2 separate regions of the Homo sapiens genome follow, and region 2 is linked to region 1. Evidence: chromatin loops called from intact Hi-C (ENCODE). Cell type or tissue: mammary epithelial cell. All regions are shown on one strand. Links, peaks and the distances in the headings refer to the core of each region. The heading gives the core; the rest is flanking DNA. Region 1 overlaps TAF1B (TATA-box binding protein associated factor, RNA polymerase I subunit B). Region 2 overlaps LOC105373421 (a long non-coding RNA gene).

Region 1 (15,477 bases), core at 3,131-11,130:
GCAGGAGGCAGAGCAGGTACAAAGGCCCATGTGGGGAGTGTCTGGTAAGCTCAAGGAGCAGCTGGGAGGTCACTCTGAACATAGGGTGACAGCAAGGAGGTCAGAGGACAGCAGAGGGAAGGTCAAGAGGGCCGTGTTGGCTCCACAATGTTTTTTGGGTCTTCCTTTCAATGAGATGGGAGCCACTGAAGGTTTTGAGAAGAGGAAAAGATCAGTATTATCCCCACATTTACAACTGGGTCAGCACAGCTGTAGAGAAGTGAGTAACCTTCCTACAATTAGCAAGTGGCAGACTTAGGATAGAAACAGCCCGATTCTATGATTCTATAGCAAGTCCTCTTAGCTACTAGAAAATTTCCTCTTGGGCAATTTCTATGTCAATATGGGGATGAGATTACTTTAAATATAGTCACAATGAGAAAAGCCTTTATGCTTTTATTTTTCACACGTTAATTACTGAGAACTTTAGTGAGGGAATATTAGTCTAGTCTTTTTATTTTTAACAGGAAGACACTGAAAGGTAAAGTAACTTCAAAGTCACAGAACTATTTTATTGAATGGCCTTTTCGCTATTATTATATAAAACGGAACTAAAAGTTAAAATAGGCAAGGAGAAAAAAACTTCATGGCATAGCCTGAATCTTTTTAGTTTTTCTCCTCAAACTTTATTATAAAAAATTTCAATCATACAGCAAAGTTGAAAGAATTTTATGGTAAACACCTGTATACCCCACTGATTATCTCTGTAATTTTTAATCCATATACTCCTCTCTACAGCTATTAAGACACTACAGAAGGAAAGTGGGGAAAACATACTCTTATTAAAAAAATCTTCTCTTCAAGTGGACTTGGAAAACAAACTTCCTGAGTTACCTTTGTATCTATCTAGGACTTAGGATAATGACTTATTTTTATCAAGTACTCAAAAAATACTTTTGGAGTTGATTTTCAGTACAATTAAAGAAAAACGAATGTGCTCTGGGGAGTAATATGTTCTTCACTATCTACTGCCTGAGGAAATTTTCTGAGTCATATGAAAATAGATGGCTGGGCGCAGTGGCTCACACCTGTAATCCCAGCACTTTGGGAGGCTGGGGCAGGAGGACTGCTTGAGCTCAGGCATTTGAGACCAACCTGGGCAGCATAGGGAGACCCTCGTCTCTGCAAAAAATAAAAAATTAGCTGGGTATGGTGGTGCACACGTGTAGTTCCAGCTACTTGGAAGGCTGAGGTGGGAGGATTGCTTGAGCCTAGGAAGTTGAGGCTGCAGTGAGCCATTATCGTGCCACTGTACTCCAGCTTGGGTGACACAGCAAGACCTCATAAATTACTTAAGAATTTACACTGTATTATTCCAATATCGACCGTTTATAGGGAATATATAACTCTTCTGAAAAAATAAAGCAAAAATAAGAAGGCAGCCTATTACTAAGCCGGAAGTCTAAGAGCCAGTATGCCACAGAGCCGATCATTAATTAAACCTGATGAAGTCAAAAGCCTGTGTCTTACTATTTAGACATACAAGTTTTCCACTATGTCCTACACAGATTCCTCTCCTCAGTGCAGCTTCCCATCTTTAGTCCTATTTTATCCAGACCCAATAACCATAAAAGCGCGTGTTGTTTTCTAGACTTCACATGCCCACACTCGACAGATACGAGGACAGAACATAAAACATGAAATCAAGGGGACAAAGTTGAATGAAGATCAGAGTATTTCACTGACCAAGTATCTCCCTGCAGATTTTTTATTAGTTGTAAGGGGAAACATAGTAACTACACTGTGGAAAAACGACACAGCACCTTGACTGGGTGATCACTATTAACACCTGAGGGGCAAATGGACCCCCCGCCCCCCGCCCCAGTCTACAGACGCCATACCCTGAGAAATGATACCCTGAGGAGGACACGGCACTTGTTTTGGCCAGGGATGCAGAACCTGAATCTAAACATGAGGAACCATCACAACCATACTCAGAAACATTGTGTAACATCACTGACATTTCTGAAAAATACAGCTCAATGTCATGAAAGACAAAGAAAGGCTGAGGGACAATCAGATTAAAGGAGACCGAAGAGATAAAATCAATCAATGCCATACCTACTCCTGAACTTGATCCTGCTATAAAAGGACACTGGGGGTCTAATGAGAAAATTGGAATATGGACTGTGGGTGAGATAAAGGTATCGTATCAGTATTAAGTTTCCTGAGTTTGATAACTGTACTGTGGTCACTTAAGAGAATATCCTTATTTTTAGGAAATACTTAAGGAAGTATTAAGAGGTAGAAAGACATGATAAAGGTAACTGACTCAGAGAAGTGATATGTACTAAAAAATACAGCACATTCTCCTGATCAGCATTTACAGCCACTTCTATTGCTTGCCTGCCACACTGCAGGTTAATTTAGCTAGAGGGGATAGTTTGTGCTAATTGCCCTGTATCCTCTTTCTTGATTTTTACCAGCTTTCCTAGAACTCCTACACAAGACTCAATGTATAATTCTGATTTTCGTGACTTTAAGCTCACCAGCTTCTAATTCCAACAAAAAACCTATCTGGCTCTTATACAGTCAACTACTTCAATTATATGTGACTTTTTCTAAAAGCATTATTACCATCTGCAGAATTTCTGTGTACTAAGCCAATATAATGAATTCTTAGTCAGCAGTGATTGGCCTTTCTCTTTCAGGACTCCCTGAAGGCTGTGTCCATGGAAACACGTTCTATCAGTGTCCTCTTCAGTCCAGTTGAACTGAAAACTTGAAGGGCTTTTTTTTCCAGCAGTTGCTGTTGACTCGACCAGTGTGCTAAATTGTTTCTGTAGATTCACCACCATTTCTGGAACCGGAGAAAAAAAGGAAACAAAATAACAAGTAATGTTAAATCACAAATAAAGCCTGGAATTTACTTGATAGGAATGTACCAATATTGGTTCCTTAGTTTTCGCAGATGTACCACAGTAATGTAACAGGATAACGTTAAGGGAAAATGAAACTGGATGAGGTGCATGGGGGAAACCTTACTTCAAAAAGAATGTACAGTCTAAAAGGAATTCTATAAGCAAAGAATTTCCAAAATCATAACGATTTAGGATTTTAGATTTTGGCAGGAACTGAGGCTCTGTTTTGAAGAACGACATATTCCTGAAGTAGATTCCTGCAGAGATTTCTTGCAGAGTATGATGCTCCTTTGGATGTACATGTGCCCTGGAACATTTGTTTAAAAAAAGTAAAAAACTTAAGCATTCAACATTTCAAGTCCAGATATTTAATTTTTCTACAACTGTGTTGCTACTTGGTATTAAAAAGACAAAATTTGACTTACCTCTTTTTTTATATGCTACTGGTTTGTCGACAAATGAGTAGTAGAGTGGCTTTTCACTTTTCCACAGGTACCTGTACAAGGTAAAGAAACAGCTGGAGCAGGACGGAGATGAAACGGACATAAACACATTGTCTGAAGCACTATCTGAGATTTCTGATATTTCGTTATAGCTCTGGCTTGGAATGGCCTACTGGCACATGTCTATATTGCCTATTGAACTTAGGCCCTAGAAGGAACCACTGACCAACAGCCCAGGCCAAGAGAATGGTGTGCTCCTCTCAAAAGCCACCCAGATGCTGTGACATCTTGAAGAAGCTATTAATTATACAAAAAACATAGAAACTGTTTCCTTCACCATAAATTTCCCTTGCTGCTCATTCTCATAAAGTGAAGCTACCTCAGAAACAACTGTTCCTCATTGCCTTTGTCCCAATGCCTTTTTGCTGAGAGTTGTTAGTAGTACTTCTGATTCTGATAACTTACACACAGTGAACAGTAAATGCGTCTCTCTGGCATCTGATGCCAGGAAATCTATTCTATTCCTGGTGTAAAGGAGAGGAAAAGACTGGATTCCAGGATGACACAGTCCCAGTAGTCCCTGTTCTGACTCAGCCTATTCTTGCCAAGGGAAGGATGGCCAGGGAGTTTCCACTGTAAAATGGGGATCCTGGATTGCTCTGGCTCTTGGGGTTCCCTCCAGGACAAACACTAAGAGCCATCTAAGGTTCCTACAGATGAGGGTGATCAGTTCCAGACTCCAAAAGGAAGTGACATGTTCTATTTCTAGTTCTAGTGGCTGTTGCTAAACTTTGCCAAGCAGACGCTGCTGCTCTGGAACAAAGACAACAAGGTTCATTCTTGGTCTCATTTTTATTATTTCTGTGTTCCCTAGAGCAGAGAACTTTCATAACTTATAATAATTTTAAAAATCCACCTTCTTCTTAATCCCAGGCCATTTTCTTATTTTGAAAGACACTGTGGCAACAAGAAAGAGTACTGAATCAGAAGACCTGGCTCCACCATTTTCTTTTTTTTTTTTTGAGACGGAGTCTCGCTCTGTCGCCCAGGCTGGAGTGCAGTGGTGGGATCTCGGCTCACTGCAAGCTCCGCCTCCCGGGTTCACGCCATTCTCCTGCCTCAGCCTCCCAAGTAGCTGGGACTACAGGCGCCCGCCACTACGCCCGGCTAATTTTTTGTATTTTTAGTAGAGACGGGGTTTCACCGTTTTAGCCGGGATGGTCTCAATCTCCTGACCTCGTGATCCGCCCGCCTCGGCCTCCCAAAGTGCTGGGATTACAGGCGTGAGCCACCGCGCCCGGCCGGCTCCACCATTTTCTAGTGGCATGACCTTGAATGACAAATTATGGAGGTTCTTAAAGGCAGAGACTGTCTCAGCCATCCTTATGCCCCTAGTGTTGTCAGGGAGTGGTAGAGAGTAGGAACTCATTTAAACATTTGTTGAAGAATAATTGGGTGAATAAATGAACAAAGAAATGAATTTAGCATCTCTAAACTTATCCTCTACTTTCACAGGGTTATTCTGAAGAATAAGATGCTGTATGTATTGGTTCTTTAAATCCTATACAATAATTAGAATTATTATTAGTACTTGACAAAGTGCCTGGCTAGTAGATACTCAAGAAATATCTGTGAACTTTCCAGAAAAACAGATTAAAAATAGGAAGCCAGAAATACAAATATTTTAAAAATCTGTAGCATCTATAATAATTTCTCACCATTTATTTTTAATACTAGGAAGTAATACGTATATAAAAGCACACATTTTTAACAATATTTTAGTAATATCATTTAGCAAATAATCATTTTAACCGATTTAAGAACTGATTTTTTCAAGAATTTTAAAAAATACTTGATCAAGTCAGTAAAATCATGACTATACATAAAACAGATGTTGACTTTTTATTTTGAATTTCTGCAATGATATTAAATGTTAAGAACAGAAAGGAGTCGGGCGCAGTGGCTCATGCCTGTAATCCCAGCACTTTGGGAGGCTGAGGTGGGAGGATCACCTGAGGTTGGGAGTTTGAGACCAGCCTGACCAACATGGAGAAACCCCGTCTCTTTAGTAAATACAAAATTAGTTGGGCATGGTGGCACATGCCTGTAATCTCAGCTACTTGGGAGGCTGAGGCAGAAGAACTGCTTGAACCCGGGAGGCGGAAGTTGCGGTGGGCCGAGATCGTGTCATTGCACTCCAGCACTCCAGCCTGGGCAACAAGAGCAAAAATCCATCTCAAAAAAAAAAAAAAAAAAGAACAGAAAGGAAATTTTTCTAATCATTAGGTAGCAGTAGAGATGTAATTAATGTTATACAGGAGATGGTTTCCTGAAAATCATGTGAAACTAAACTTTAGTGAACCATACCACATTTAAAATATATCAGAGAGTTTGTCATTTAATGTTATGGTAAATGAGTTAGCGATTCTTTAAAATATATTTTTTTGCCATTAATTTTCTTAAATAATAAAATCTCAAAGGATAAAGAAGTTCCCTGAACAGTCTAATCCCAATCCCTGGGCACACTCACTGTTAAACATTCCTTGTGAATACCTAATCTAAATGGAAGTTTCTTATGCATTTACAGTAAATGCCTACACAAGTGGCAATCATGCCACAGATCAAGAAAGCATTATGATGCCCTTGGGGTGATATGCCCCAAGAATGGGAAAGGTGATCTAAAATAAAAATACTCTTAAGTGTTCAGATACCTGAAATGAAAGCTTCTTCCAAAATTGACTTTACCTTGCCTGCCTTTTCTCATTACATAAAACTACAAAAGGAGACACATCACAAACCATGTTTTCCAGTTACATGTTATCTATATATTTCTCTCTTGTCTGTCTGCATATGTTTCCTCATTTTTAAAAATTAAGGTATAATTTACATTCAGTAAAATTTACTCTTTTCAGTGTAGTTCTGCTAGCACTGACAAACACATACAGTTGCATGTGTGTACTCACCACAATTACTACGTAGAACAGTTCCATCACTCCAAAATATCTCCCACATCCCTTGACAGTCAACCCTTGATCTCAGGCAACTACTGGTCTGTTTTTCTGTCCCCATAGTTTAGCCTTTTCCAGAATGTCATATAAATGGAATCATAGCATAAGTAACCTTTTGAGTCTTTCACATAGCATAATGCATTTAAGATTCACTCATATTGCTGGATGCATAAGAAGTCTGTACTGCTAAATGGTATTCCACTGTACGGATACAACAGTTTAGCTAGTCACCAGTTGAAGAACATGTGGTTTGTTGCCAGTTTTTGGCAATTATGAATGAAACCATTAGAAACATTCCTATGCAGATTTTTGTGTGAGCTTGTTTTCATTTCATTAGGGTAAATATCTAGGAGTGAAAAACACTGGATAACATAATAAATGTATGTTTAACTTTGAGAAACTGACAACTTTTCAAAATAGCGGTACCATTTTGAATTCCCACACTGGGAATGATCAGTTTTTGTTTTTGTTTTGTTTTGAACCATTCTAATTGGTATATAATGATATGTCATTGTCGTTTTAATTTGCATTTCCCTATTAATGATGTTAAACATCTTTTCACATGCCATCTTGATATCATCTTTGGTAAAACGTCTTTTCAAATATTTTGCCCATTTAAAAAAATGGAGTTTTTTTCTTATTGCCTAAAAATTCTTTATATACTCTAGATACAAATCTTTAAACGGATATGTGATTTGCATTTAATTTCTCCTCGTCTGTAGCTTCTTATTCGTTTAAGTTCTTTTGTGGAGCAGAGGTTCTTACTTCTGATGAAGTCCAATTTACCAATTTTTTTTCTTTTATAGATCATGCTTTTGGTGTCACATCTAAGAAATTTCTGCCTAACCCAAAAGGGAAGGCAAAAATTAGCAGTGAACTCAAATTAAAACCATAATGAGATATCACTATACACCAATTAGGGCATAGAGATTTTCTGCACAGGCTTAATTTTTCTCCATGTTCTTCTCAACATCTTCTATAACAGCTAGAAGTCATCAAAGTAGCCTCTTACGCTGTTTTAGGTTTTCAACTATTGTTTATTAGTGTTTTTCATAATCTCATGCATAGGAACCCATGCTCAGATATAGAAAATGTTTTAATAATTTTCATCTGACAACATGGATGATAATATTCAGAGAAACAAAGAGAAAAATTAGACATGTATGTCAACATGGGGGTGGGGAAGGGTGAAACCGACAGGTGGCCACCACGCACTGAGCTCTGGGCCTGAGCAGCAGTTGGTAGTGCTTCGCATATTACTCAGCAGTGACTCACACTGCACGTGTGTGTCAGCCCTCAGCACATACTCTAGGAAGAAGGACCTTGGAAACGGGTCCCCTCGACAGCCTCCACCTTGGGGCCCGGTACCTCCCTGGAAAGTGCCATTTTATAACCAGACTTACTTTCTTTGGCCAATAAATTATTCCCTAAAGTAGCTAAAAGCCGGTAAGTCTTAAATGTGCAACTGACATAACACTGCAATAATGAACTGGGCCTCCAAGAGCTATGTTTAAAGTGTAGGTTGGTGTCTGGCTTGGGGTAAGGAAAGCCCTGTCACCACTGAGACCCCAGGGAGGAATGGCCCCTAGGCACCCAGTCCTTAGGATCCGTCAGGACTAACCCCAGCTAGCACCACAGAAAGGAAGGCTGATTCTCCAAAATGACCTAAGACACATAACAAAATCTTGTTCCTGCTGCTATTCTTGTGCCCACTGAGAGCCACTGACTGAAGAGTCACTCCTTCTCTGATGAGGAGGCAGGGAGCCTGGTTTCCTGGGAATCCATGGGCTGTTGGGATAAATTCACCTCCACCCCTCTTCTTCATTGTGCATCAATCCTGCCTACTGAGAGGGAACCTGTCACACTTCCCTGCTATGGAAAGGATCATCTCCACAGTGCCTTTTCTACCCCAAGAGTCTGTTTTTCTATTTAAAAGCCCTCTGAAATTTAGAGGAAAAATAATCTAGTTCTACTCTCATACTGGAAAATTGGGTCTTAATTACAGTATATAAGTGGGCATTATTATGTCTATTTTACTGATGAAGAAATAGGAGCTGAACAAATTCTCATTTCAACTAATATGGGGAACCTTGATTTTTCTCAAAGGATATAAAATTACTGAGTCGAATTAGTATTACTGTAAATTTACATTAAATACAGAGATGTTACCTTTTTCTTCAAAGCCTCAAAGAGACTCAGACTCAGCAAAAGGTTAAGTAACTGGCCCATGGGCACACAGCTAGCTTGTAATGCAGACAGGATTCAAACCTAGCGCTGCTTATGCTCTCTTCTACCCTACCACAATGAGCCCACATCAGAATGACAGTTCAAAGAAAGGCAGTGACACTGGCTGAATCAAATGGACTTGCTATCTGCTTTCCTTTGTTTTAATTTTCACAGGGATCTTTATTTTGGGGGAACATTCCAATTACATATGTTGCAAGGTAACATTTGTAATCTTTTTAATATTGGGAAGCATAGATGAGAAATGACTAAATTTGAGAAAGGGGAAGAGGGAGGAGTATTAGAAATATAGGCAAGTCTCATGCAAATTATAAAAAGTTAAATTATAAAAAGTATACTGTGGTATCCTGCATTGGATCATGGAACAGAAAGAGGACATTAATAAAAACACTGGTGAAATCCACATCAAATCTAAACTTTGATTAATAGTAATGTAAAAAAGAGAAAAGTTAATTAGAGTGTAGGGCTAATATTTCCAGAAAAAAAAGTCACAATGTAGATAAGTGTATACTGATGAAGCTTCAGCTTTCAAATGTAAAGTAACAGACACAGAAGTAAGGCAGGTGCATCTAAACCAGGAAGGAGAACATACTTGGCCCTTGCTTCTTCCCATTTTTGTTTTTTCTCATCAAAAGCTTTCTTCATAATTTGGTACCACTTTCTGAAATCAAACCATGGCTTATCTGAAAGAAATAAAATCCAAGATTATTAACCAAATAAACCACACTATAATAATATACATTGTTCATCTGAGTTTTCATTAATTGACTGCACTGGGCAGTTGGTGTGAGTGTGTGATCAAGATGTAGACATTAGAGAGACAACAGAACTGAATGCAGTAAAGTATAAAAACTCACTCCTCACTCTTTCACTCCATACAGGGATTATTCTCCATTATTCTCTGGCGAAGGCAGTCTCTTTCCATGCCTAACTAAAAATCTTTTCAACTGGTCAATATGATAATTGTTTAATCCAATATGACCTTGTAGACCATACAGCCACAGAAGAGAGGAAACTACCGAAAGAACTGTAAGAACAGAGGAAAACTATAGTAATCAATAGAACTCACGGTTCTTGGACCTGGAGTAAATCACAACTTTTCTAAACCTCAATCTCCCCATCAATAATGCTGGGGGCAGGGGATGGTGATTAGCAGACAGAGCAGAGAGAAATGACAGTGATCTTTGCCCTGCTGACAGCATGGATTTATTTTGAGGCTTACAGGGAGACAGGTCAAAGCGCTCTGTTTATTCTACATGTCTACGTAGTAAATTATCATCTTTTAGCATTAGAGGGGATGTTAGAAGACAGCTAGTTCAACCTTTCACTCTACATAGAAGCCAACATGAGCAATGTACAGAAAGTAGTATTTTATTTTGCACATATTCTGGAAAGAACACACAAACTGATTGCTTCCAATAAATTCAAGCCTCTAAAACCAATGAACATAAATCCTAATGAGAACAGAACATTAAGAAACTGGAATTGAATTTAATAATCCACATATTCACCACACTTCACTGAGTTGCTCTTAGGCTAGTCACTATGTTAGGCACTAAAGATACATTAAAAGAAAAAAAAAAAAAGATATGATCCCTCCCTCCAGAAGCTCACACTTCACTTGTCTATCTGTCTATCACTTATAAAGTACTTATTAGATGCCAGATACTCTTCTAAGCACTTTACAAATATTGGCAATCTAATAGGGACAGACGTACTTAGGCCATTAGTTAGACCTCAAGGCACTAAACATCTAGCAAAAGTCTGAACAAGAGTGACTGCGGCAGGAGTTATTAGTTCTGATTTGGGAAGAGGTGAAGCATTGTGAAGTGGATAGGTGTGAAGACCAGACAGAAGAGTGGTGTTTATGCTGCATCTTCAAGAATAAAGAGGCATTTGCCAGGGACTGAACAGGAGTTGGGGTAAGAAGGAAAGAGCATTTCAGATAGAGGGACCAACAAGAGCAAAGGCTGAAAGCATCAGAATCGACAGGATGGTCACAAAGCTGCCTGTAAATTCATGATCTAGCATGGCTGGTGAGTAGAAGTTGGGAATACAAAGCAGCCTGGTCTTACATATAATACGGACTCACTGATATTTTTTAGTACCCTAGAGATACAAGTAGGTAATTATATGAAAAAACAATACTGGTACAATATACAATTTGTATACATGTGTTTATGTGTATATGTGTATTTTTCAAAGTTGTTTGCCTACATTTATTCCATCTTTTAATCTATCATCTATAACCACTTTGAATTTGAATGATAAAAAATTAAAATACCTTTTTTGTTCTTTTCATTATGCTTTTCAGCAAGATTAGACAAAGACCTGGAGATAACAATAAACAAATCAATTTATTTAGAAGTCATGTATTTGGAAAGATAAATTCTGAATTCTTCTGAGAGAAAAGTGTAGAACAGTATTTGAAATTGATACCATGTTTTAATGGAGAAGCAATCACTGAAACAGAGGAGGAGACACTATAAATACTGTCACTCTTTGTTGGCATCTGGGAGGGGTGACATATTAAGATTCCTTTACTTTCTAAAATAATCTTTGAGAACACATATTGCCAGGAGCCTAAAGGGATATAGATAGAGATTTATGAAGATACTTTAAAACTAGGAAATCAGTGGAGCAATGAGGAACATTGCTACCTAAAGAATAACAGGTATAAAACATGATCAAACAACTGACAACCAGCTGAGTCAAAGTACTGTGTAAGAAATAATTGTGACTACTAGTCAATGTTCTGTAACAATTGAGAGTCTCCATTTTTTGAGATAACATATAATTAGGTAAATACAGTACAAATTTTTTCTTTAGCTCTTTTTTTAAAGTGTCTTCATGACATTTAAAGCTTTCTTAAAAAACTAAGATCAGCACCATAAAATGTTACTTGTCATAAAATTGACGTACACTTACCACTCGAAACTGTCATCCAATAGAAAGAGCAGTTTCAATACCACCACAATGATAGCTACAGCTTGTACATCGTACTTAACAGTTTTTGCCATTTTAGCTATAGGATCAAATGTCAGAAAATCCACTTCTCCCATTCCAGTCATTTTTACCACGTGGCAAGTTAAGCTATGCATTTCATCTGAAGAACAAAACAGTAAAATGTAAATTATTTGCCAACTAGACCATCCCCAATGTATATATCCATAAAATAACCTTTATCTTAAAACACGACACTATGCAAGAACTCAGAGACCCACATTTTGTGAATAAAACATCAAAACATGGCATCCATATAGAAAAATGAATGGTAGAATCTTAAAACGGCGTATCATTCCCTATTCCGACTTCCTAAAACATCTACTATTTCTAGGACACATCCTGGCATCTGGCAGCCACATACCAGTTGTTTCATCCACATCTCTTGTCTGTGTTTCTATAGCAGTGTTTGCTCACCTAAAACTAACTCCCTTATGAGACCAAAAGCTTCTCTAGCAATGTATGTGCACTGGCTGGCATCCTGGCTAGCACACTGGAAGCCCTCAACAACTGTTTAACTAGATATATTGCTTTCCTAAAGAAATTATATGTTCAGCATAGACTACACCTATTACTCAAGACTGAATAATGTGGGACTTGGAACCAGAAAACCTAGGACCTATATTTAAGCTTTCCAATCACTAGCTTTGTGACTCTTGGATCAGAGTCACTTAGCCTCAGTTTCTTCACTTGTAAAATGGGTTATAATGAGAATAAATTGAGGTTATGTTCAAGTGAATAGACTTTGAAAACTAAACAAAAAATTTCTGTACTTCCCAATCTAAGTATGTAAGCTGTGACCACACAATTTCAAGTATGACAGCCATTTTTTATAAGAGATAATGAGCTTGCATGGAACTGAACTGAATCTTCTACATGCATTCAGTCACCATGTCCTGTTAATTCCATTCTCTCAATGTGGCATATAGTACCATGGTTGAGAATAGACTATGGAACCAAACTGCCTGGACTAGAGTCCCTGCTCCATCACTTACTAGCTCTGTGACCGTGGACATGTTATACAACCTTTCTGTGCCTCAGTTTTTAAACAATCTATCTAAAATAGGAATAAGAATAGTACCTGCTTCATAGCTGTTGTGAAGACTAAATTAATGAATATACCTAAGGCACTTGGATCAGTGCTGACTGCTTTCCAATCCATCCCCTTTCTTCCCGTCACTGTTGCTCCTTAGGCCACCCTTATAACTGCTCTCCCTTTCTCTAGTCTTACTCTCCTGTGGCCCAATCATCGTATTCCCCTGCTCTCATGAACTCACTAAAGCTTTTAGCTCCCAGCCTAATCTCCATAGTTCCCCCAAACAAGCCATATTCTCACTTGCCTCTCTGCTTTGCACAGCTACTTTTGCCCCTTTGCCTAGAAAGCCAGTTTCTTTCCCCCATTCCTCATCTCAGGCTCTGCCTGGCTGAAGCTCACTCATCTTAGAGAACTTGGTTATACCAGTGACCTCCTCTAAGAACAGACATGATACCACAGCCTCCTGTGACTGGCCCTCTTCTGAGTGCTAAAGCAGATGTCCTGGCATGTACCCTTCTATTGCACAGTTAAGGGTTTATCTTTCTGTTTCCCTCTTAAACTTGAGGGTGACTCAATCTTGTTTTATTTGTCTTCCTAACTGCTACAACCCACACATAATTCGTACTAATTACACGTTTATGATAAAGAATAAAACACAAAATTAATTTCTTTCTTGAAACATTTAAGTAAAAAAGTTTTGCTGATTAAAAAATGCTTTGTTAACATAGAAACAGAACACATATAACAATGATAATTCAAAATATCGCATCAAAGTATTTTTCTGTCTACCAGATTCTGGTAGCTTGGCTCAGGTTTTCACTTGGCTTTTATTCTTCCAACAAACATTTATTGAGCAACTAGTGTGTTCTGGGTACTTAAGACACAGACACAGTCCTCTTCCTCAAGTCCTTTTCCTAATGAGAATGCAGTATGCTACAGGCTATGACAAACATGGGATGGTGCTTTCAGGAAATGCAAACAGTCCAACAAGGCTTTAGTGTTGAATGTGAAGAGGCTGGCAGAGCCAGACAGTGCAGGTCTTTGTGAGGCAGAGAATTTGGACTATTATACTATTAAGATAATTTCAATTTACAGGTGTCACCTGAATTTACTCCTGGGCTTCATTCAGATGCAAAAAGATTAGGAGATAGAGAATTAAGCTCAATTCAACAAGCATTTACTGAGTGTCTACTAGGTACAAGATACTGTGCATTAATATAATGGAGGAAATTAGAGAAATGAATGATAGGACTCTTGCACTCAAACATGTACACTTCAAACATGGAAAAAATTAATTTTAAAATACCTTCACTAAAATTTTAACCATTATCTATATTGGGTTGTAGAAGCTACAGTCTCTTCTCAGATAATTTAAAAATCAAAACCATATTAGTATTATTATTCTAAAAAAATGACATTTCTTGAAATATTTCTCTTCTTTTAAAATTAATATCTTGGCCAGGCGTGGTGGCTCACGCCTGTAATCCCAGCAGTTTGGGAGGCCAAGGTGGGCAGATCACCTGAGGTCAGGAGATCCAGACCATCCTGGCTAACACAGTGAAACCCCATCTCTACTAAAGATACAAAAAATTAGCCAGGCGTGGTGGCGGGCGCCTGTAGTCCCAGCTACACTGGAGGCTGAGGCAGGAGAATGGTGTGAACGTGGGAGGTGGAGCTTGCAGTGAGCGGAGATCACGCCATTACACTCCAGCCTGGGTGACAGAGTGAGACTTTGTCTCAAAAAAAAAAAAAAAAAAAAAAAAAAAAAAAAAAAGAATTAAGATCTTGAACTGCTCCGCTTATGCCAAAAGTACAGACTAATAAGAAAAGCAACTGGAAGAAATGATGAGAATGGTAGCAAGAACAGTATAGGGTCTTGGAAGGGAGCAGAGGGTGGGAAGAGCACAGGCCCTGGAAGGGGAAGACTGGGTTGTAGGAATCTACTCTGCCATCTACCAGCTGAGTGTCCCTGAACTGCCCTAAGTCTCATCTGTCAAGGGGAAGCCTGCTTGCCCTCCCTTCCCACCTTCACAAAGAAGAGAATTTATATATGGGCACTTTGGAAACTTCAGAAATTACATACATGAAACAGAAATTACATAAATGATCATGAAAGCCATCAGAAACTCTATCCAGCAGGCTCGTGGGTGACAATGGGAGGAACCATAGTAGAGGGTGGAGAGTGCATCTGAGCTCATTCATGGCCATCAAAGGGGCAGCGCTTACTCAGGCAGGGTGTGTGTGACATACTTGCCGAAAGCTTTCCCCGAGCCCCAGAGGCTACCTGGTCACCTTTAAAGGCGTTGAGGAGGGGCGGCTATTGTCTCAGCATGTTTAAAACCGCTTTTAGCTTTCTGGGAACCCTAAACCCTCTCTTTGTAAAAGTGCCACATACATAGATCTCTTCTTTTTGATCAATGGCACTGCACAACTGACGGCATTACCGAGAGCAATATTTGTAATTACAAATGGCACATTCTGGAAATACTCTTGTAATCTTATGTATGGGTGGTTTGCAAACCAACTGTAAACATTTTAGAATCTACATCCTAAGGTATAGGGACTATCGTAACTTAATTTGTAGATCTATTTTTTGTTAAAAAAAAAAAAAAACAGGCCAGGCTTGGTGGCTTATGCCTGTAATCCCAGCACTTCGGGAAGTCAAGGCAGGAAGATGGCTTGAGCCTGGAGGTTCAAGACCAGCCTGGAGAACATGGCAAGACCTCATCTCTATTAAAAATAATAACAATAAAAAAAACTAGCCAGGTATGGTGGTGCGTGCCTGCAGTCTCAGCTACTCGGGAGGCTGAGGTGGGAGGATCACTGGAGCCCAGGAGTTCAAG
Region 2 (15,477 bases), core at 4,446-12,445, 120 kb after region 1:
GGCAGGGTGGCGTTGGGGGAGATTTGCCATCAGAGTGACCTTAGTGACTGTGCCACCTCGACCCTGACCTGGGCAATGCCTGTGAGGGCACTGGGGCCCAAGGTCCCAGAGGAGCAGGGGAACTAAGATGTGGCTCTCACAGAACCTCAAATGTATCTCCAGACATCCACATATCTGCACCTGACACACATTTCTGGAACAGCTACTTGGCCAAGCACCACCAGTTTGTCTCTATGCCCCTCTTGCTGGGGAGCCCAGTCTGGGGCAAAGGAAGGCACAGGGGCATCCGCTCCAGGCTTTCCAGAATAGGCAGAACACAGAAGGGGTGCCCGCCGGACACGCGGAGGGAGGAGATGAGAAGAGTCCCCAGCGCCAGAAGGGGTGGAGACGGCCTTGCTGGGGCAGGGCCACAGGTCACCTGCTGCTGGGCTCTGGCTGCAGTGGGAAACAACCAAAGTTTTAAAAAGAGGGTGAACCTCTTAGGAAAGGAAATGACATTTATAAAGAGGTAGGGACGTGGGGGCAGGGATGATGGCCTTGGTGGCCACAGCTCTTAAACCAGTGGGGAGGAGGCAGCCACGCCAGCATGGTGAGATCCAAGCCGCAGTGACGGGGCTGCACTCGCTCCAGGTAGATTGCTCAAATGGAAGCTTCTGGATGGATAACTAAGGCAGCACAACCCCCAGTCATTGTCTGAGGGCCACCCTGGGGGATGGAGCGAGTGCAGGCCAAGTGGATGCAGGGCCCACGGCCAGTTTCCAGGGTGAGCTGCAGGGCAAGCCGTGGGAAGCCCCAGAGGCAGACGCTGAGGGATGGGCACCCCAAGAGAGTCCAGGGATCCGAGGCCACCTGGGTGGAGCCCGGACAGCGTCTACTCCAGGGAGCAAAGCTGAGGCAGGAGCCGAGGGCTTTCCAGTGGATGTGGAGACTTCGGCTTACTCCCGCACTGACTTTATCCCATTTCTGAGCCTGTCGGCACGTGTAGAGCATTTTGGGCTCAGTTTCTCTAGAGACTAACTGTGGCCTCCCATGGGGTGGGGACAGGACAGTCTCCCGGCTGCATGGAATGGGATGCCGACCGAGGGACGGGCTCTCTCTTAAAGACTTGCCACCACACCTCTCTTGTCCATGCCAGGCTTCTGGGGTCCCCTCTGCTGCAGGTGCTTCGGGAGTCTCAGTGGTTCTTCAGGGCAAAGCTGGCCCTGACCGTGTGCTGCATGCCCGGAGGTCTGACATCGGTGCTGCTGAGTGGCCTGCCGTGGTTCTCTTGGTTTCCCATCTTGCAAAGAGTCGGTGAACTCTCACCTGCTCTTGTCTCCTCGTCTCTGTGCCCTGTCCTCCTGCGGGGCTTGGGAAACCATAGGTGATAAACACATGAGCCAATCTGCCATCTCCACTGGAGCCAATGCTCTTTCTGTGTTCCCATTGGCCTGCCTAGGACTGAGGTCAGCTCCAGGGTCAGAGGCAGGACTGGAGTTGGGTTCTAACTGAGGCAGAGACAGGGCTTGGGAGAAGAAATCAAGGTGGAGGGCAGAGGCTCCAGGTCTTTGCCAGGCTCACCTCAGAAGTGGGTGTGTCAGGCTGTCCAGAGTGGAGTGCACAGAAGCTGGGGCTTTGACAAGGGCAGGGTGACCAGTCCAGGCTGGCCTCAAAGGCAAGAGCTTGACTGCAGGGCCAGCAGGCGTGTGATGTGGGTGGGCCCTAAGGAGGCTGAGGGAGAGGATAAACTGTGAAGAGCCAGCAGCCCAGAAGCTAAATGCAGGGAGGCAGAGAAGACAGGAGAGATGGAGGCTTGCAGGACCTGGTGGTTGGGGAGGGCCAGTGACCAGGTGTTTAGAAGCAGCACCTCCTGTGATTGGGGCTGAGGGTGAACTCTGCTTTCAAGCAGAGGTGGTTTGTCGTGGGTCTTCCATGATGACACCAGGTCAAGGTAGGCTGTTAGCACTGAGGCCTGTGGGAAGGCGAGGCCCGTGGGCAGAGTCCCAGAATGGGAGGAAAATGAAGACAGCCACTGCAGGGACTTGGGTGTCATTCTGAAGGAAGCCACTTAATGGTAAATGGAGCAACAACATGGTAGCCTTTCCTCTGGGGGAGCCCAGAGACAAGGGGGGTCTGGGGAGGCAGGCAGGCAGGCAGGCAGGTCAGGCCAGGGAGGGGCTGTGCCCAGCAGGGAATGGATGGCACACTCCCTCCCAGAAAGGCTGCTGCAGGGCTCAGCACTCTGAACCTTAAAAGGTTTACCCAACAGAGCCTCCAGATGCTCAGAGTCTTGCAGGCTCAGAACAAGAATTGTCAACTTGCCAAGATGAATCTGTCTCTCGGGGGAGGACCCACACAGAACAAACGTTTGTGAGTGATGTATACAATTTATGTTGAGGCATGAATGTTAGAAGAACTGACTTTTTGCATAGGCATGACCAGAGCATTTTTCTTTCTAGGAAGCAGAAGTTTGCTTGGTAAACATGGAATCGGAACATGGGAATTGGGCCACTGGGATATTCAATTGCGTCAGACCATTGTAGCTGATACTCCTGGACAGAGGGGCTTTGCCAACTGGACAGATATATGAAGTGTTGCTGACCGAGCTCCTTGCTCTGTGTGGGAGGGATCTTGCCAGCTCCAGCCTTGGTGGGTCTCCTTTTTCTGTTTCCAAGCTTAAATAAGCACTTGGCTGTTCTGATTAGCACTTTTAAAAGCTGTGTTAATAAGTTCAATTAAAATAGAAGAATCTCTCATTCTGTCATATCGGGTTTTTTTAATTGCAAACCAATAAAACTTAAATGAACTTGAGCAAAAGTTAATTTATTGGAAGGATATATGGGAGACTGTACTAGGGTTCTCAAGAGAAACAGAGACTGAAGCAGACAGACAGACTGACTTTAACAATGATCTCACACAATTGTGGGGGCTGGCAAATCTGAAATTTGGCCAGCAGGCTGGCAGGCTGAACATTCAGGCGAGTTGATGTTGCAGCTTGAGTCCAAACTCAACAGGACGGCAGGTTGGAAACTCAGGCAGGACTTCTGTGTTGCAGTCTCAAGAATTCCTTCTTCAATTTATCTATCTCCTCTCAAATTTAAGTCCTGGAGGCTGGAAGTCTGAAATCAAGGTGTCAACAGGGTTGGTTCCTTCCAAGGGCTCTGAGGGAAGGGTCTGTTCCAGGCCCCTCTCCTCAGCTTGCAGATGGCCATCTTCACCTTTATGTGGCATTTTCCATGTATATGTTCCTGTGTCCACATTTCCCCTTTCTATAAGAGCACCAGCCATATTGGATCAGGAGCCCACTTACTGTTAACTAATTACATCTGCAATGATCCTAGTTCTAAACGAGGTCACATTCTGAGGTACTGGGGTTAGAACTTCCACATATGAGTTTTGAAGGAACCATCTTAGTTTGTTCAGGCTGCTATAATAAGATACCATAAATTGAGTAGCTTATAAATAGCAGACATTTATTTCTTGCAGTTCTGGAGGCTGGGAAGTCCAAGAACAAGATGCTGGTGGATGTGGTGGCTGGTGAGGGTCTGCTTTCTGACTCATACATGGCACCTTCTAGCTGTGTCCACACTTAGTGGAAGGGGGTATGGATGAGCTCCCTTGGCCCTCTTTGATAAGGGCACTAACCCCATTCACAAGGGCTCCACACCCTTGACCTAATCACCTCCTGAAGGCCCCACGCCTTATACCATCACATTGGAGGATAAAATTTCAACATATGAATTTTGAGGGGACATAAATATTCAGAGCACAGCAAGACAAATTAAACCATAACAGGCCCAGGTGTAGTCCAGGTGCAGTGGTTCACGCCTGTAATCCCAGCACTTTGGGAGGCCAAGGCAGGCAGATCATCAGAGATCAGGAGTTCGGGACCAGCCTGGCCAACATGGTGAAATCCCATCTCTGCTAAAAATACAAAAAGTAGCTGGGTGTGGTGGTGGGCGCCTGTAATCCTAGCTACTTGGGAGGCTGAGACAGGAGAATTGCTTGAACTCGGGAGGTGGAGGTTGCAGTGAGCCGAGATTGCACCATTGCACTCCAGCCTGGAAGACTCCATCTCAAAAAAAAAAAAAAAAAAGAGTTAGCCGGGTGTGGTGGTGCACACTTGTAATCCCAGCTACTCAGAAAGCTGAGAGGCAGGAGAATCACTTGAACCCAGGAGGCAGAGGTTGCAGTGAGCTGAGATCATGCCATTGCACTCCAGCATGGACAAAAAGAGTGAAACTCCATCTCAAAAAAGAAAAACAACAACAACAAAAAAACGCCATAACGGAACATAATTCAAATAATAACAGGAACCAAGTTCAGAGGGGGCTGGAACTCAGGCTTGGGCATGGCCAACACCCAGGATAATTCCAGAGGCTTTGGAGCAGGGATCGCAACCTCTGACTCAGAGCCCAGCAATCAGGGCAGGCAGCTGTCTCTTAGCCCCTCGAGAGGACTGAGGCACCGCAGCCAGTTTCTTTGTCCCTCTTTTCAATAGCCAGACTCCAGGAGGGAGCAGTGACTGACCAGGCTGCGTAGGAGCCTGTCCCTTACCTGCAAGTGGGTGGCAGGGGCAGGGGGCAGGTGGGGAGAGAGGGCCTCGAATGGTGGTCCCACCAGACCCTCTCCTGTGTGGAAGAGGTCATTCCAATTTTGCACCCTGGGATACTGATAGGAAGAGGAAATGCAGGCAGGTAGCGAATGTGGCCAGCCCTGCTTCTTGAGTGACTCTCCCACCTCTTCCTGGATGCTTAGGTGTTGATTCCATGGCCTAATTCTCAGAGAGCACGGGCAGATGTGGATGCTGAGGTGCACAGGTATTGGAGCTGTTGCCCAACGTCTGGCTGGGAGCCAAGAAGCCCAGGTGTCCCTGACAGTGCACCTTGAACCTGGGCCCGCCGTCTTATGTGGAGCAATCGGCCAAGTGTGTGCCGAAGACCTTCCAGTCCAAATGTCTACAGTGGCTGTGTGTGCAGAGAAAGCGCTGGGCTCGGTCCCTGGAGCCGTTTCTCTAGCTCTCACATTTCTTTTTCCCCATCCTCTTGTAAGAAACTAAGGCAGTGCCCTTTCCCGGCTTCAGGGGAAGAGCTGAGGCCAGGTTTCAGGTGGGCCACGGAGGAGAAAGTACTGGGCTCTCGGGACTTCTCTCCCAGGGCCCTAGAGGATGTGGCTGGCATTCCCCCTAGGGACAGCACCCTGCGCTGCCCAGATGCCTGTCCCCTCCTTGATGGGGAACACGGAGCTTTCCTGGGCTGCTGGCCTACCAATGCCAAGAGGCTGGCCCACAGCCCCTCCAGACACAGCCAAGAGCCTTGCCTGGAGCCCAGTGTCAGCTGCAGGGCCTGGGACATTTCCGAGGAATCAGAGGCAAGGATGCCAGAGCTACGAGGAGCCTTAGATTCAGAAACAAGGCTCAGAGAAGGCAGCACCTCAGATAACTGGCTCAGAGAAGGTGGCCCCTCAAACGCTGCACAGCCAGCCCCAGGCTGATCCCATGCCAAATCCCTGTTCCCTCAACATGGCTCAAACTGGAGTCCCTCTGGATCTGTTTGGGAGTCCAAAATTATTTAGAAAGACTTTTTTTTTTTTTTTTTGAGACAAAGTCTCTCTGTCACCCAGCCTGGAGTGCAGTGGTGTGATCTCGGCTCAATGCAACCTCTGCAACCTCTGCCTCCTGGGTTCATGCGATTCTCCTGCCTCAGCCTCCCAAGCAGCTGGGATTACAGGCATGTGCCACCATGCCCAGCTAATTTTTGTATTTTCAGTAGAGTCAGGGTTTCACTATGTTGGTCAGGCTGCTTTCGAACTCCTGACCTCAAGTGATCCGCCCGCCTTGGCCTCCCAAAGTGCTGGGATTACAGGCATGAGTCACCACGCCCGGCCTAGAAAGACTTAATTGTGAGTTTGTAATCCAAGAAAATAAATCTAAAAAGAATACTATTTGCTTATTCTGATCAGGCCGACAAACCCCCAGGAGCTGTCTGGGCTCCCAAGACCTGAGCTGCCTTGAGGTTGGAACTGTTTTAACTACGGCAGGCTCAGTGAGAGAAGAGCCGAGAAGCCGGCGACGACATGGCCCAGGGATGTGGTGGGGGAAGGGGCTGCAGTTCTGCGGGCTCTGAGGTCTGCGGGTTCCAGACAGCCTCAGGCAGCTCGCAGCCCTGTGATTCATGCCTCATCTTGGCTCAGCAAATGGAGCCCCAAGCCAGAGGCAGAATTTTCTAGGCTGTGTGGCAAGAGAACTGAGTGTGCGGAGGTTGGGGGTGGGGGCTTCTGCCAAGATAGGAGGCTCTGACTTCCCCAGGGCAGCAGGAGAGCCAGGTGCCTGGATGAAGCAGGGAGCAAGGCTCCGGGAGGTGGGCCCCGGGGCAGCCCTGCTGAAGCCCACCGTTTCTCCTGGGTCTGAAATGAGTCTATTTCCCTGAAAAGCAAACTGGAAGACTCACAAAGAGGAAACGGGCCTCGAACACACACACGGCACCCTCTGCCCTAGATCCCCATGTCTGCCATGTTTCTACATCCTCCCCGGGTGCTGTCTGCCCCCACCCACTGAGAGGCCAGCTTCCGGGAGAGCTCAGGGTCAGGCAGTGCCCAGGAAGCCCACCACAGCAGCCCTTTGAGCCCAGGGTGGAGGTTGAGTCTCTGTGCTGTTGGTCACGAATTCTGTTTGGGCTTCTGCGAAGGCATGCCTTGCCCCGCCCTGGAGGTGTCGACAGAGTGGCCGGGAAATTTAGGTCAGCTCTGGGCAAGTCCCTGCAGGTGGGATCTAGTGACAGGAGAGACGGGCCTGGCTGTCAGCCGTGAGCTCTGCTGGGGACTGAGCACCCACTCGGATGACACATCCCCATTTCCTGGGCCCGCCCAGAAACCCTTCCCCTGGAGACAATGCGCTGTGAGTGGGCGTGGGAGCTGAGGAGCCCCTGGACCCAGCACTGCTGTCCGACTGCAGGCTGCCGCTTTGCCCTCATTCCCTGGGGCCTGGACCGGCTCGGCTCGTGGGGCCCCCTGCCTCTGATTCTTCAGTCAGTGACTTCTCTGAAGTGCCGGTCCAGCTGACCTGGGACCCTCTGTGGGATCTCTGCTCAAAGCACAGGCCTCCTGCTCAAAAGCCCCCTCCTCGGAGAGGCCTTCCCTGGCTCCTCAGAGCACTCCGGCCCCTCCACCCCCACCAGCTGCACCGTCCCTTGGGATGTTCACAGCACAGACACAGGCACAGTCCCGGAGGGGGTGGCTACGTTGTGTTTGTTTGATGAGGAATAAATAAATGATGTTGGGTAAACCCTCCCAGTTAGTAGACTCCTCCTCTCACCCCCTGAAAGCTTAGACTAAGGGTCTCTTAGGCTTCTGCCAGTGAGGAGTCCAAAAGGGACAAGAGGCTTCAAAAAGAGGACAAGCCCCCAGTGGACTCCACTCAAGCTGGGCTCCGAGAGGCTTAGGAGGCTTCCAGGTTCCACTGGCAGTGGGTATGAAAATCCCTTTGCTACAAGTATTCTGAAGCCATGCCTGAATTTCTCCCATTCATTCACTCATTCATTCACTCTTCATTCATTCATTCATTCATTCATTCATTCATTCATTCATGCCTGCCTGCTCATCTATGCTTGAGTGGAACAGGCCCAGCTGATGTCCTGTGTGTACCCGGCACAGCTGCCACAGCTCCCAGCCCATCCACTCTGCCAGCCCACCTGGCCCCACAGGGCCAGGCCTGCAGGTGTCCTCTCCCAGGCAGGGGGCAGAGGAGGCAGCTCACTTCAAAGGGCCCCTGGCTTTGCCTGGGTCACAGTCTGGAGCTCCCCACTAAGAGCCGAGAAGCGTGGCCCTACAGAGGGTCCCAAAGCCTGAGGAAGGGAAGATAGGGAACTGCCCAGAATTGGGTAGCACTACTTCCCCATTTTACAGACGAGGAAACTACAACTTAGAGAGAAGAGGTTTCTGGCCCAAAGTCACACAAAGTCAAAATTGGACCCTGGTCAACATGGAAGGGGAGGGAGTGGAAAAGAGATGGCAGGGGAATGGAAGGGAAGGAAGAGAAAAGAAGTCTCTGGAATCGGCATGGGAAATGAAGAGACTCCCCCAAGGCCCTGTCCTCATTTACCCTCTGCGCCTGGCCCTTCCCTGCCCTGCCGGCTGGATGTCCAGGGACCCACCCAGCCCGACCTGCTCTCTGCCGCGCTGCTCACACTCGGCTGCTGTGCGCTCCTGCCCTCTGGTGGCAAGATCTGGAAGCGCGTTGTCACTGCATCCCAGCACCTCTAGAGGGGAAACTAGGAGCAAGTCAGTTCACCACCCACTGTGTGCAAGACACTGAGCTGGAGACCTAGGGAGGAGGGAACACAGCCCCGTTTCTGAGAGTGCAAAGTTTAGGGGACAAGACAGACAGGCAAACAGACCACGGCAACACAATGAGATAGGGACTTGGCTGGGGGAAGCTCAGGTTGTTTTAAACCTAAAACAAGCAGCCCCCAAATCTATGAGGAAGAGCCTGCCTAGCAGAAGGTCCCACCATGCCCAGGAACATTTGGGCAGCACCTGCTCTGAGGGCTCTGGGCTGCCTGGCTGGGGTGGGACAGACCCAGAGTCCTTTCTGATCTGTCTGCAGCGAGAGCCCTGGAGCCAGAGGGGACCCGAGGAGGTTTGCAGGCTGTGGTCTGGGCAGGAAGGAAGGGCTGAGGTCCCCACCCTTCTTCTCCCTTTCTTAACCTAGTGCAGACCCAGCTGAAGCCAGCCTCACAGGGTTAACAAGAACTGCGGACAGTCATATAGCTATAATTAAGCATTCATCAGGCTGTACTTTGACCCACTTCCTTGTAACCAAAAGTCACGTAGCCCTAGGTACGGACAGTTCACATCCCCATGGTTCCTATTGATAGGATCTCTGACCTTAGAATCATAGGAATTTTGTTTAAGAATTGCTTAAGCAGATCCTGAATTCCATCAGAACAGCTGATGCCAACCAGCTCGAAGACCCCCACAGAGGAACGGAATCCGCGTGACAGTGAGGTTTCTTCATCTCCTTGTCCCGTGACTGCACTCTTCGACCAATCAAGGACCTCCACACTTTGACCCACTTCAAAACCCTTAAAAATTCGAGCCCCGAACTCCCTGGGGAGATGATGGATTGGGGGTTTCCTCCCATCTCCTCACTTGGTGGCCCTGCATTGATTAGACCTCTCTCTCTGCTGCAATGCGGCATCTTGCATATTGACTTCCTGCACGGGTCAGGCCATGAACCTATTACGGTTCCAGAGCTTCAGGCTGGAGAGGCAGAGTGACAAGAGGGTTCAGTAGAAGGCTGGGAGCCAGACTGCCTGGGGTCTTAACAGCAATTGCGTCCTCTGGGCTTCAGTTTTCTCTTGTGTGAAAAGGTAATAAGAACAGTGCCCACCTCTGAGGGTCGCCCTGAGGGTTAAACACACTGATACAGAGAAAGTGGGCAGAATGGTGTTTGGCCCATGGTCAGGGCTGATCATATCTGCTCTTGCCAATAATGCCAACTCACCAGCATCCAGCCCTCCTTTCTTTGGAAGAGTTTCCCATCTCACTCTCATGGCAGATAGTACCACCCAGAGTAGGTGCAGAGGCCCAGAGAGAGGAGGTGTCTCACGTGAGGTCACTGGGCGAGCAGCAACTGTGTTGAGCCTGGCACCCAGGCCTCTGGGCCTAGAGGTTGCAGCCTGGATTCCCAGCCCCCTTGTGTACCTTCTGGGCATCCCTGACTTCCGAGTCCCTGAACTGCCCTCCTCAGTGAGGAGTCTACTTTGCTACTTATTAACAGACTCTCTCACAGGACTGCTGGGCAGGTGCAGCCAGTTTCAGAGTCGCAGCATCCATAGCATTTGCTGAAGCATTGGCTACAGGCAACACCTGTATTGCATTTGTCTTCCTGGAAGATAATGAGCTCTAAAGCTTCACTGTGAAAAGTGTGGTCCCTGAGCCAGCAGCATTGGCCTCACCTGGGAGCTGGTTAGAACTGCACAATCATAGGCCCCTCCCAGACCTACAGAACTGGAATCTGCAGTTTAATGAGAGCCCCAGGCAGTATGTGTGCACCTTACCGATTGCCAGGGAAGGGTGTCTTAAGCAAATGGACTAAAGTGGGAGAATGAACTGTAGATGTGTCCACCGAGCCTGCCCTGGGCAGCACATGTGCCGGCACCCGTGCCAGGGTCTGGGAATTCTTGGGGGAGTCGGCCGAGGTCAGCGCCTTCAGGGAGTCCCCAGCTCCTGCTGTTAGCAGGTCTTCACGCGACCGCACATGCTGGCCAGACAGTGCTGGGAGGGAAGGAATAAAGGCCACGGGGGCCTGTCTGCTCGGAAGAGTCAGAATCTGGGCTGAAACTTGAGGGAAGAACCGGATAGGCCAGGCAGACGTGGGGGAGGGCCTTCCAGAAAGGGGACTCCCTGTACCAATTCCTGAGCTGGGTGTTTTCAGAGAAATGGGTACTTTGCAGACCTTACCCTAATACTTCCAGGTGCTGAGGCAAGAGTAGAATTGGAGGCCCACCTACTCTAAGTCTAAATATCTGCAAGTCATATAGCTGACAAACTATTAAATAAAATGTGTTCCAGCCTCTTATAAATATGCCTTCACAAGGATCTGGAAGGCCAGCTTTAAATTTAGTATTTTTGGACTCCTGGGAGTTCGGCACTACAACACAATGGTGTGGGGTGGGCCAGCCCCACCTGCCCCCTTCTGCTCTGTACCCTAAGTATGCACACATTCATGCATACATGCTGTGTCCCAGCCTGCCATCGTCCACATCCCCTTGTCCCACGAACAGCTGCCCCATGGGATATGCAAACCAGGTCAGCCTCAGGAGGGCAGACCCTGGGAAGAAGTTCAAGAAGGCCCTGGAAATGTGGGGAGGAGCATGGGCTCTGGGAGGGCACACCCCTTGACCTCATGAGAGGACCCCAGCTGAAGGGGCTCTGTGACGCTTAAAGTATGACACACCCTCAATTTTAAGACACATTTCAGAGACACATGTACTATATTTGCTGTCCAAAAGCCTTCTGGTTCTCTGACCATAAGAATTTGTTTAAACCTAATGTTTCATTGAATCTCTACATCAATTTGGGAATTATTAATAATAGGAACAATTTAAAATCTTCCCCATGTTGAATCTTGCAATCCATACACATAGGACGTCTTTCTGTTTATTTAGTTCTTTAATTTCTTTCAGTGAGGTTTTGTAATTTCCACGTAAAAGCCTTGCATCGTTTTGCTAAGCATTTTTATATTTGTTCCCCCTTTTACATCTTGAAAACCCTCTGTGAAGGCAGCATGGCGGTCATTATTAACCACACTGTGTAGAAGGTCAGAGAGGTTAAGAAACCTCAATTAGCAAGGGGCAATGCTGGGACTGGAGCTCTCATCCTCAGCCCCCTGGCAGAACCGGGCCTGGCCTTGCTCTGGTGAGGGTGACTTGTTCTAGCCCCTGCTATGTGTGTCCCTCTCCACCAGGACGACTGCTGAGCAGGTCCCAGCCTCCCTTCCCCCACTGACTGGAGAGAGGGGCTGGATGCTCGGGGGGTCCTCCAGGCAGGAGCAGGCAAGGGAGGGGAGCCTCTGGTTGTAACCAGGGATTCTCAGCCTTGGCTTTAATGGAAATCACCTGAGCGCTTTAAAAACTACCAGTGTCCAGACTCCACCTCAGACCAATTCAAGTCAACCTCCTACAGCCAGGGCCAGGGAACCTGTGATGATCCAAGTTGTTTAGCTGAGTGAGCAGCCAGGCTGGGAACCACAGGTGAGATGTGGGAGTTGGCTCAGTCAGTCCTGACCCATCCACGCCACCGGAGCAAGCGTTGAGGAAGGCAGGGCAGCCTGGGAGGGGAGTTCAGGTTTTATCTATTTAGAGTGTAGGTCTCTGTTGCTCAGGCTGGAGGGCAGTGGCTCAGTCATGGCTCACTGCAGCCTCAAGCTCCTGGGCTCAGGCAATCCTCCTGCCTCAACCTCTCAAGTAGCTGGGGGGACCACAAGCACGCGCTACCACTCCTGGCTAATTTTATTTTTCGTTTTTGTAGAGACAGGGTCTTGCTATGTTTCCCAGGTTGGTCTCAAACTCCTGGCCTCAAGTGATGCTCCCGCCTTGGCCTCCCAAAGCACTGGGATTACAGGCATGAGCCACTGTGCCCAGCCCAGAGCCCGGACTTTAGGCTTACACTCCAGGCTGCAGTCCCAGGTGTGAATCTCCAGGTGTGAGTCCCAGGTAAGTTCTGTGACCTTGGCTACTTCATGTCTCTGAGCCTCAACCTACCTATCTGTAAGACAGAGACAATAACACCTGCCTTGAGAGGTGGGGTCTGGTCCTCCGAGCCTAGGCTGGCCTGTGTAGGGTACAGCAAGGTGACTGTGCCAGCCTAGACTGGGCCTGGACTTTACAAGGATTGGTGGTTTCCACCTTGGTCTCTTGAAGCCAAGTTCAACCCTCAGGTGTGGAGAGGCCCTGAGAGTCCATGGAGAGGGACAAGGACCCAGTCACTTCCTCGTCCTGCTGAGCAGCCAGCATGAGGGCAGCTGTCTGAGACCTTCCAGGCCAGCCCCTCCGCCAGCTGCACACCACTTAGTGACCCCAGTCAATGCCACAAGGAGCAGAAAATTGCTCAGTCCAGCCCCACTGAATTCCTAACCCACAACATTGTGAGACTGAATAAAACGGGGCCGTGTGTTACGTGACTGGAGGGAACTGTGACATCTGTGATTGAGTCACCTTCACATCTCATACATCAGAAACCAAAGACAGGTGTGTTGACCTTTGTCCTCTGGGCACTTGCAGGCTCCCCTCCTGCCCGATGGGATGCGCCAGGGTTGTGTCCCCAACTCTGCAGCTGGCTGTTGTGGCCACAGCTGTTCAGATAGGCACCCCGGGCCCAGCTCCACTTCTGGCAAGTCTCTCCTCATTGTTCTGGGTTCATCCTGTCTGTTAGTGGGGAAGGCCTGTCCACCTTAATATTACAGAGGCTGACTGCATGGTGGGCACTGAGCTAGGCCCAGGGCACTGGGGGGCCACAGCTTGGAGAAAAACAGATGCAAACCCTCCCCCTAGAGCTTGTAACCGTGTGAGACGGACTGACGTTAAACAGGTAAAATGTAAGTACAGATGGACGCCAAAGAAGACAACAACACACTGGGGCCTTCTCGAGGGTGGAGGGAGGGAGGGAGGGCGGCGAGAAAGAAAAAACCACCTACTGTGCTTATTACCTGGGTGGCAAAATAATCCATACACCAAGCCCCCATGACACGCAATTTGCCTATATAACAAACCTGAACATGTACTCCTAAACCTAAAATACAAGTTTTTTAAGAAGTGGACAAAATGCAAATAACGCCACCATTGGCAGCTCTGAGAAGGTTGTGAAGGAAGGGCGATCTGGGGCTGAGTCTCACGGGGGCCTCGACCTGCTGCCCCAGGGGTGAGGGTGTCAGGGTGGGCTGGGCTGAGCTGAGAAAGGGGAACAGGGTTACTGGGTAGAGGGCAGAGAGTGTCCTAGGCCAGGGGAAGAGGGAGCTCAAAAGCAGTGAGGGATGGAGGAAGATGGGTGACCGGTCCAACACACACAGAGGGGAGATCAGAGATGGGGGAGAGGGTGGCAGGCAGAGCGGGAGGCCCTGCAGTGCGGTGGGCAGGGGGTGCCCTGGTGAGGGCTTGGGCCTTGGGCTTAAGGACAACAAGAAGCCATTGAAGAGCTTTAGGCCGGGGCGACCACGGCAGGTCTGTGCTCCTGACTGTCCTCTGGGTGGTCAAGGTCAAATCAGAAGGTAGATGAGAAATTGCTTTGAAAAGTACAAAATGGAATACAAATATAAGGTGCGAGTGGTATGAGGGACAGATGTCAGTGAAGGGCACGGGCTGGGAGTCCGGGGAGCTGGTTCTCCACTTAGATGCACCCCACCCCTCCCTGTGGACCTCAGCATTCCCATCTGTGGAGTGGGCGTGGCTCCAGCTCAGAAGCGCCTCACCTGGACCAGGTCTCCATGTTGGCTGCACCTGACCTCACATCCCCAGCTGCGAATAGGCTGCTTACCTGACTGCCTGTGAGGAGAGTGAGGCTGAGGGGCAGCAACTTACCCGAGCAGAGGGAGCAGGCTCAGCCCCTCACTATTTCCTGGCTCAGAAGGAGGAACAGGCAACACGCAGGGCCACAGACTTGGCCGCACTGCTGGGCTTGAGCCTGGCTCTGCCACTCCCGAGCTGTGGCACTTTGGGCTGGTTAATTAACATCTCCGTGCGTATGCGTCCTCTTTTGTGCCATGATGACAATGGTGCCTGTGTCAGTCTGTTCTCACACTGCTATAAAGAAATACCCGAGACCAGTCAAGGAAAGAGGTTTAATTGACTCACAGTTCTGCATGGCTGGGGAGGCCTCAGGAAACTTAGAATCATGGTGGAAGGAGGAGCCAACACCTTCTTCACAGGGCGGCAGGAGAGAGAGAGAGTGAGCAAAAGCAGGGAAAACTGCCCTATAAAACCATCAGGTCTCATGAGAACTCACTTGCTATCAGGAGAACAGCAGGGGGAAACTGTCCCCATGATCCAGTCACCCCCCACCCTCCCCACGTGGGGATTACAATTCAAGATGAGATTTGGGTGGGGACATAGAGCCAAGGAAGGTCAGTGCCCACCTCACAGGGCTGATGCAGAGTTTAACTGAGAGCAGCAGCTGGCACCTAGGAAGCCCCGCGTGTGCTGTTTGTCCCTTAGCCTCAGGGGGCAGGGAGGCCTTCCCCTCATGGAGAGCATGAGTCCTGTGGGGGCCCCGAGCTCTGTCCGGATGCAGCAGCTGCAGGTTATTTATTTTTGAGACAGTCTCCTCTGTCACCCAGGCTGAAGCGCAGTGGCACCATCTCAGCTCACTGCAGCCTCTGCCTCCCAGTTCAAGCAATTCTCCTGCCTCAGCCTCCTGAGTAGCTGGGACTACAGGTGCGTGCCACCACACCTGGCTAATTTTTTCTATTTTTAGTGGAGATGGGGTTTCACTGTTTGCCAGGATGGTCTCGATCTCCTGACCTCGTGATCTGCCCGCCTTGGCCTCCCAAAGTGCTGGGATTACAGGCGTGAGCCACCGCGCCCGGCCACTGCAGGTTATTTTTAACTGAGGAGGCTCTGCCAGCCCTTGCTGTGAGGTTATTTTGAGCACAGCTGCGGCTGTGCTGGGCTGTCCGGATGTTTTTGAGGAGGAAGCAGGTCCGCAGTGCGGAAGAGCCTGGGAAACCCCCTATGTCCAGAGGGTCCCCCCTTCTCCACTCTGGAAACAACAAAGCCATCTGAGGGTGGTCAAGGCGAGGCAGGATTTCCCCTTTTGGGGAGGGGCCCTCACTTCCCCCAAGGGCTTGTATATCCCGAAGCCAGGTTCGCAGGTCTGGCTGGGGGCTGGTTAGGCAGCGGAAGATCATCTTCCATGGGAATCCCAGGGCACTGTGTCCCCACCACCTTTTATTTTATTTTTTTTGCCACAGAGTCTCGCTCTGTCACCCAGGCTGGAGTGCAGTGG

Evidence for each region. Hi-C counts contacts between places; a loop is a spot of excess contacts. Peaks named below come from ENCODE experiments on the same cell type or tissue, not always from the same donor. Only the 100,000 strongest peaks of a DNase experiment are listed, where the experiment ranks them.
Region 2: it touches region 1 in a loop (10-fold over the local background); 7 of 110 quality-filtered maps call a loop at or near these places.

Annotation. Positions count from the first base shown.
Region 1 is chr2:9,906,960-9,922,436 of GRCh38, reverse strand. TAF1B (TATA-box binding protein associated factor, RNA polymerase I subunit B) reads right to left here. Exons shown (of 15, transcript NM_005680.3): 10 at 11,524-11,701; 11 at 10,880-10,926; 12 at 9,188-9,278; 13 at 3,326-3,396; 14 at 2,617-2,839. Among named protein-coding and RNA genes, the nearest start is that of GRHL1, 37 kb to the left of the region's middle. RefSeq lists an enhancer at 4,508-5,009. In mammary epithelial cell, for the core only: a CTCF peak has its summit at 7,553; a DNase peak (open chromatin) is centred at 7,616; H3K27ac peaks cover 216 bases.
Region 2 is chr2:9,792,566-9,808,042 of GRCh38, reverse strand. It overlaps LOC105373421 (a long non-coding RNA gene), which reads left to right. Exons shown (of 3, transcript XR_007086206.1): 2 at 1-2,349; 3 at 2,439-2,733. Among named protein-coding and RNA genes, the nearest start is that of TAF1B, 43 kb to the left of the region's middle. RefSeq lists a silencer at 6,929-7,223 and enhancers at 6,556-7,391, 7,392-8,227, 15,007-15,196. In mammary epithelial cell, for the core only: a CTCF peak has its summit at 8,189 (motif pointing left); DNase peaks (open chromatin) are centred at 4,792, 6,152, 6,752, 8,182 and 1 weaker place; H3K4me3 peaks cover 332 bases; H3K27ac peaks cover 3,241 bases.